2 separate regions of the Homo sapiens genome follow, and region 1 is linked to region 2. Evidence: chromatin contacts called from ENCODE Hi-C or POLR2A ChIA-PET data. All regions are on one chromosome and are shown on one strand. Each heading gives the region's core, a stretch centred on a gene start or an enhancer-like site at or near the end of the contact. The rest is flanking DNA. Distances are from core to core; before and after follow the strand shown.

Region 1 (4,149 bases), core at 180-2,679, 230 kb after region 2:
CATTTGTAGATCCATGACCCTTTTTATAAGCTGTGTGTGTCCTCTGTATTATTGTTATTAACTATTTTTTAGCATTTGCCTGTAAGTTATTAAAGACTGATAACTGTAGCTCTTACCTTGGTCTGGGGCATTTTCCTCTCCTTATCTTGCCCCAGAGACAATTCAAGATTTCTATATGGGGTTGTGGCGCAGGGGGAGGGAGATTTATCTTGAAGCTGAATTTGCAAAGCAAGCACTTATAAAAATTAGATTGTGTGTTACGGGATGGCTTGTGAAAATTATAGGGGGGAGTGGAAAACCCCTCAAGCTATTGCCTGATCTCTGTAGTTTTTTGGGTGGGGTCACTTCCTTTTTCTCTGATTTAACACCCCTCCCCTCATCCTCTGGGTCTTACTTGTCCCTTATATCAACTGCTCCTTGCAGATTTAACTTCAAATTTTGCTAGTCTGAGCTACTCCTAGGTTCTTGACCTTGGTGACACCTAAGTCTATATAGGTAAGTCCTCAAAGAGCCATTCTGTTCCCATCCTCCCCACTTCCCCAGTCTTAGGTTGGTTTGATTTTTTTCCTCCTTGTAAGATGTGGTGAGAGTGGAAAGTAATTCCTCCCTGGCCTTAAGTCACCTCTGTGTACTCAATCCTGCTGACTGGCTCACTGGCATGATGGCAGCGGCTGGTGCTAGGGAGGCCTGGGCTGGATTGAGCCAGCCTGGCCCTGGTGACTAAGCCATGAGTTTTCCAGCTCTGGGAATGGTAGCTCTTCTCACGAGAGGGGCAGAAGTAGTAGCTGTTTGTGCTTGGTGGCAGAGAGGACTGCTGGACATACACCCTCCAGACTCCAAGATAGAAGGGGGAAGACATAAGCCCCCAGTATTTGTGGTGATTGTAAGAATAAAATGCTAATATTACAAGGGCTTGAGTGCCCCTACTCACCAGCACCAGGGCCAGCTATGTCTGATAACAGAACCCTTAGATCCTCTTAATCTTCTGGGTGGGAGCAGTGAGTAAGAACTAAGCACAAGGCCGGGCACAGTGGCTCACGCCTGTAATCCCAGCACTTTGGGAGGCTGAGGCAGGAGGATGGCTTGGGCCCAGGAGTTCAAGACCAGCCTGGGCAACATAGGGAGACCATGTCTCTAAAAAAGAAAAAAAACAAGCACAATTCTTTCCAGTTGTCGAGCCCTCCAGCCACCCCCTGCCACCTTTTGTGCAAACACACAATCCCCAGAGCAGGTTCAGCGTTCACACCCTGCTTCTCCCCAATTCTGTCTCCTCTTCTCCGGAATCAGATGAAAGGACCTGGGGAGAAAGAGAAGGTGCCGGCAACCCCCACTTCTGGGGAAGGTTTCCTAAAGAACTTGCTTCTTCCTACCCAGCGCTGCCAGAAGCTCAGATTTGGTCCCCTCCCCATCCCTGTAGCTGGCAGGATTGGGGTGAGTGTGCATTGATCCGGAAGGGTGCCCAAGTGTGCGTCAGTGCTAGGGCCTGCTTGACAGAACTGCTGGGCTGGTTCTGCTGGGAACATGTGCTACCTGCCCCTCCCCCAGACACACCTGCGACTCCTCTCCCAGTCTTTTTGGGGCACAGTCCTATAGCCCAAGGACAGGTTGAGGCCCCAGTCCAGGCTGGAAAGGAACTGGCCAGAACTGACCCTCTGTCCTGCCAGGAGATCTTTCCTCCCCACCCCACCCAAATTCTGCTCTTTTGTCTTAAAATCTTCAATTATACATTTTCATTTCTTGTCACTTGGTGTACTTAGGTCTCCAGATTTGGGGGAAGAGGTGCAGAGGTGTTCCCCAATCCCTAGCAGAGGGGCCTCCAAGATGTCAGCTCCTGATTCTGGCTCTTCCAACCACACTCCTTCCCTACCTGCTTAAAACAGGTATCTTCTGCTTCCCCATGCCCAGCCCTGGGGGCGGTCAGGGATCATGGTCCACAGGAGGCCTTTGAATGTCCCAGGCTCTTCCCCAGTCCCTCTGGCCTGACTGTCCAGCTGGTGGCACTAAAGGAAGATGGGGGCTTGTGTCAGAGAGAGACGGAGAAGCCAACTGCTCTGCCAGAGTAGTGGGGAGAGGGGAACACTGGGGAATTCTGAGTAGAAAGCCACAAATTGTGGCCGGGTCAGAGTCAGGAGCTTTGGAATAATCCTCCTGCCTTGGCTCATCAAAGGGACTGGAGAGCTGGAAGGGAAGGGATCACTTCCTATCTGCAGGATGAGAGAGGGAGAGAGAACCTCTCACTCTCCAGTCCTGCCCAGAGATTCTGCATTTTGAACTCAGGGCAAGGGCAAGGAATGAGGGTGTGATCAGGATGGAGAGTGAGGTTATATTTGCCCTGTACTGGCTTCTCTATTAAGTAGGATTTCTTCGAGACCCTGGCATGGGTGCTGAGGAGCTCTTCCTTGGGGGCCAAGAGTGGTGTGGCTGAGGCTAGTTGCCTGTAAAGTTGAGGGAAACCTGCTGTAGACCCAGAGTTCCAGAGTAGAGGCCGTTTTTTTTTTTTTTTTTTCCTCCTCTGTTACCCAGGCTGGAGTGCAGCGGTGCGATCTTGGCTTGCTGCAACCTCCACCTCCCCGGTTCAAGTAATTCCCATGTCTCAGCCTCCCAAGTAGCTGGGATTACAGTCACGCACCACCATGCCTGGGTAATTTCTGTATCTTTAGTAGAGATGGGGTTTCGCCACGTTGATCAGCCTGGTCCTGAACTCCTGACTTCAAGTGATTTGCCTGCCTCAGCCTCCCAAAGTGCTGGGATTACAGGCGTGAGCCACCATGCCCAACCCCAGAGTTGAGGCTTTCTTCTGAGCTGTCCTTCCCCACCCAGCCACCCCTTCTTGCACAGGTTGGAACATAAAATCCAGATGGAAGCCTTCCTTTCCTGGAGCTCCTCATCATGAGGGCAAAGATGGCAGTGGTCCCCCACTTTCCCATGCCCTTTCCAGTCCTCTCCATGCTGCAAGGGCTCAAGGAAGACAGAGGAAGGAAAGAAGTCCCTAAGGCCCAGAGTGGGCAGTGACTTGCCCGCGGATACACGGCCACTTAGCAGTGCACCCAGCTCCTTCCTCCCAGGCCAGGTCTTTGTACTCCCAGGGCAGAGGATAGGAGGTAGGAGACAGGGAGCGAGCACAGTTATCTCAGAGCTCAGATTCCCCCCTCCCTCCCTCTTCCCTCTCCTTGATTAGATTAAGGACCAGCTTTCCGCTCTCTCACTCCCCTTCCTGGGGAGTGAGAGCTTTATCTCCTAAGCCCAGCAGAGGTCTGGCCTCAAATCTGGCCAGAAGTTCCCATCCTTCCTTTATCCTGACCACGTGTCATTGCAAGTCTTTCTTGAGATGGACACCTCCACCAGGGCCTGGGAAGTGCTGAGTTCTGCCCAAGTGCTAGGAGCACACAGGACAGCATGTTCTCTAACACAAGCCTGTTTTGAATGGGGCCAGTGGGTAGAGAGGAAAGGGAGGGAGTGAGGGTGGCAAGGGAGACCCAGGCCAGCATTCAGCTGGAAAGGGTGGGCAGTGTGGCTGCACTTCATTTCCAAGGCCATCTGTTGGGGAGTTTGTGGGTGGATGCATGAGACCTCCTCCTCTGGATGATCCAGAAGAGGGTATTCGCTGTTCCCTTAAAAAATTTTTTTGAACATGTTAGATATTCCTATTCTTTTTATTTTTTATTTTTGTAGAGATGGGGCCTTGCCCTCTTGCCTGGCCAGGGTGGTCTGGAACCCCTGACCTCAAGCGATCCTCCTGCCTTGGCCTTCCAAAGCACTGGGATTAGCAATACAAGCCACCACACCCAGCCATGTTCCTATTTTTTTTTTTTTTTTTTTTTTTTTTGAGATGGAGTCTCGCTCTGTCGCCCAGGCTGGAGTGCAGTGGCGTGATCTCAGCTCATTGCAAGCTCCGCCTCCCGGGTTCATGCCATTCTCCTGCCTCAGCCTCCTGAGTAGCTGGGACTACAGGTGCCCGCCACCACGCCCGGCTAATTTTTTTGTATTTTTAGTAGAAACGGGGTTTCACCATGTTAGCCAGGATGGTCTCGATCTCCTGACCTTGTGATCCACCCGCCTCGGCCTCCCAAAGTGCTGGGATTACAGACGTGAGCCACCGCGCCCAGCCTTTTTTTTTTTTTTTTTAAATTTTTACTTTGCCCTGAGAGT
Region 2 (3,650 bases), core at 351-2,850:
TAAAATAATTATATTATTATAGTTTGGTTAAAACATTAGTTGACTATGGTCAGTTCATTGTTGGGGCAGAAGTGGGAGATGCGGGGGTATATGTGAATGAGGATAGCCTTGAGTTGATTGTTGGTTTAACTAAGTGTTTATTACTCTCCACTTTTATATATGTTTGAAATCCCCCATTTAAAAAATCAGTACAAGGCCAGGTGCGGTGGCTCATGCCTGTAATCCCAGCATTTTGGAAGGCCAAGGCAGGCAGATCATGAGGTCAGGAGATCGAGACCATTTTGCCTAACACGGTGAAACCCCGTCCCTACCAAAAATACAAAAAAAAAAAAAAAAATTAGCCGGATGTGGTGGCGGGCACCCCAGCTACTCGAGAGGCTGAGGCAGGAGAATGGCGTGAACCCAGGAGGTGGAGGTTGCAGTGAGCTGAGATCGTGCCACTGCACCCCAGCCTGGGGCGATAGAGCGAGACTCCGTCTCAAAAATAAATAAATAAATAAAATAAAATAAAAAATCAGTAGATTGTGAAAAAACATAGTAACTTGGATGGAGGGCATTGAATGCTACCTCTGTGTAGTTTCTTGGCTAGTGTTTTGGCCTGTAAGTTCGTAAAACTGGTAGAAAACCTAGGTTCTCAAGTTAGGACAACCCTCCTTCTGCAAGAAAAATGTAGAATGTCACTCTCAAGTCATACAAGAATACAAGTTCCCTGAGGGCAGAGACCTTATCTCTCTTATCCATGTTGGTATGTCCTGCTACTAGTAAGTATTTGTTTAGTTAACCAGTCATCATAAAGTACCGTAAGGATTTTACAAATGCTAGATGATTTCTGGGAATGTGGTCAAAATTTAAATACTTTCAGCATACTTCTGTTTCCACATGTTTCCAACATGTGGAAGTTCCTAATAACTTCAAGAATAATTTTTGTGACTTAAGTACAAGTCTTTATGGCATGGTTTTAGCCTATCTTTCTTTCCTGAAACAATTCCTATTTAACAGTGATGGTAAGTTTCGTAAGAACAGGGACAGTGTTTCTTTTGTTCATTGCTGTCTCCCAAGCCCAGCCCATATTGGGTCCTCACAAGTATTTGCTGAGTGAACTTTTAGTGCAACTTATAGAACCCTTTCTAATGTGTTTTTCTCTCTCTCCCACCAACCTTCTCAACCCTAGCCTCACAGCATGGAACCACAGGTTACTCTAAATGTGACTTTTAAAAATGAAATTCAAAGCTTTCTGGTTTCTGATCCAGAAAATACAACTTGGGCTGATATCGAAGCTATGGTGAGTGTTACTTTATTTTGTTTCTCCTTGGTTTAAGCATGGTTATTTTTTCCAAAGGTAGCTATTTTTAGCAGTGTTGTTTCATAGCTGTGAAGTCTGTCATAGTTACCATTTCTGGGCCTTTTGGAAAATTGCTTTTGATAGGGTTTCAGTATTCATATATGAGATGTGCCCCAATAAAGGGAACCAACACATAAATTTCCTTTTGAACATTTTAGAAAGGGAAGGTAAAATTGTTTTTAGTGAGATAGGATTTAGAAAACCTATTAATTTTAGAACCAGTATGAGGAGTGAATTGGTGTGGACTCCACCCAACCAGATCCCAAGGAAATGTTCTCTTGTGTGAGGATATGACTTGTGTTTTGCACAAGGATATAACTTGTGTTTTGCAAGAGCCTATCAATTGTTTTTATTGCTAGGTCAGAGGTTGAGTATCTCAGAGTTGAGCAGGAAAAACTTTCATACCTGCTTAGACAGCAGTTCACCTGTTCCGTTTTTTTGCTAAGGCTTTTCCTCCTCTTGGTTTGCCCTTTGTACTCTTCTGTTTTTGTTCAGTTTGCAGTGGTGAATGTTTTACTTCCTGTGTTGACTGTGTTTCTCTCTGAAACCCTTTGGTAAAAATCTACGTTTACCTGGTTATATCTGATGATAACTAAAAAGGGAAAGAAATGGTAGATCTTAAAAGATGATCTGAGGTAGTTGTCTGCCTTCCAGCAAATACCTGTTCATACTGTCCTATCAGTGACAGTGAGACCCGTCTCAAAAAAAAAAAAAAGATTGGATTCAGAAAGAAGTTAGATCTTGTTTGCCAAAAGATGTGAAAATCAGTTATCTTTCTTTTCCTAGTAGTTAAATGAGCTGACAGCTTGCCTTTTTTCTTCCTTGTAAATTTTAAATTGTATAAGTATAATACATGCCCATTTTAAGAAGAGAAACCATCTCAAGCAGTTAATAGCCCTCCATTCTCCCCCCCCTCATCTGTTACTCCCACCTTCTTTGGGTAACCAATGTTAACAGCCCTGTATGTACTTTAAATTTTCCATGTTCATGCAGATATCATACTAGGATCATACTATAAACATTATTTGGCCAGGCACAGTGGCACACGCCTAGAATCCCAGCACTTTGGGAGGCCAAGATGGGTGGACCACTTCAGCTCAGGAGTTTGAGACCAGACTGGGCAACATGGTAAAACCCCATCTCTACCAAAAAAATACAAAAATTAGCTGGGCCTGGTAGCAGGCACCTGTGGTTCCAGCTACTCCGGAGGTTGAGGTGGGCGAATTGCTTGAGTGCTGGAGGTTGAGGCTGCAGTGAGCCAAGATCAAGCCACTATAATCCAGCCTGAGCGACAGAGTGAGACCCATCTCAAAAAAAAAAAAAAAAAGATATTTTTCGTTTTTTTTTTTTCTTATCTTGAAACTTCAGGAGATATCCATCTATACACATAACTTATACACTGTTCTACAGGATAAACTCTGTCCTATACAAATGTGAGATTAATGGGTCACAAAGCATTTTATTTGAAATTTTAATAGATTCTGCCAAATGCTTTGCAGAACAATTGTAGCAGCACACAGAAATACATGACAGTGTCCTGAAGTTTTGACAACACTGGATGTTATGGCTTTAAAAAACATTTGCTGTTCCCTACCCCACACCCCACCCAAAACACACACACACACACACACACACACACACACACACACACACACACACAGTTTGGTATTCTGATGAGATGTCATCTCATTGCTTCAATTTGCATTGTTCTGACCACCAGAAAGTTTGAAAGTCTTCTGATGTATTTGTTAGGTGTTCTGATTTCCTCTTGTATGAATTTTATGTATATTTTTACCTGGGTTGTTAATTGTATCATTAGCAGTTTTGCTGGTACTCTGGGTGTGTTGCAGATATTAACCCTTTGTTATGGGTTATTAAGGTTGTTTGTTGTTTGTCTTTTGATTTTGTGGGTTTTTTTTACTTTGACTTCTGTGTACATTATAACCTGCCTTTAAATATGTATCTCTTTTATAGGTAAAAGTTTCATTTGATCTGAATACTATTCAAATAAAATACCTGGATGAGGAAAATGAAGAGGTAAAATATATTATGGCACTTATTGCTAGGTGTTCAGAATAGGGATCTTATTTCTCCAGTGATATGGGCTTTAATAATTCAAAATAGTGTTTAGCTTATTTGTGTGGTGGTTTAAATATATTTGATAACTGAATATTCTAAGAAGACTTGCAGCATCTGAGATGGAGTTGAGAAATGGAGAAGCAACACTGAAGAATATCTCAGAGATAACTTTCACTTAAAAAAAAAAAAAGGAAACAGGGTCTCACTATGTTGCTCAGGCCAGTCTTGA

The links. A loop is a pair of places that touch in the nucleus more often than their neighbours do. ChIA-PET counts read pairs that join two places held with the same protein, here RNA polymerase II (POLR2A). Pooled maps may share reads with other maps.
Region 1: POLR2A ChIA-PET joins it to region 2 with 12 read pairs in activated naive CD4-positive, alpha-beta T cell. The contact joins two enhancer-like sites. A Hi-C loop is called at or near these places in 4 of 50 pooled maps. POLR2A ChIA-PET finds 5 or more read pairs at or near these places in 4 of 52 experiments (H1, T-cell, activated T-cell and 1 more).

What each region holds. Positions count from the first base shown.
Region 1 is chr17:43,400,827-43,404,975 of GRCh38, forward strand. It overlaps ARL4D (ARF like GTPase 4D), which reads left to right. Exons shown (of 2, transcript NM_001661.4): 2 at 1-311. Among named protein-coding and RNA genes, the nearest start is that of ARL4D, 3.9 kb to the left of the region's middle. Within about 2 kb of position 1,430, at least 4 of the 41 ENCODE cell types and tissues checked have a DNase peak (open chromatin) inside an H3K27ac peak, as active enhancers do.
Region 2 is chr17:43,174,620-43,178,269 of GRCh38, forward strand. NBR1 (NBR1 autophagy cargo receptor) reads left to right here. Exons shown (of 21, transcript NM_005899.5): 2 at 1,172-1,282; 3 at 3,317-3,379. The coding sequence starts at 1,181. Among named protein-coding and RNA genes, the nearest start is that of NBR1, 5.2 kb to the left of the region's middle. Within about 2 kb of position 1,601, at least 2 of the 41 ENCODE cell types and tissues checked have a DNase peak (open chromatin) inside an H3K27ac peak, as active enhancers do.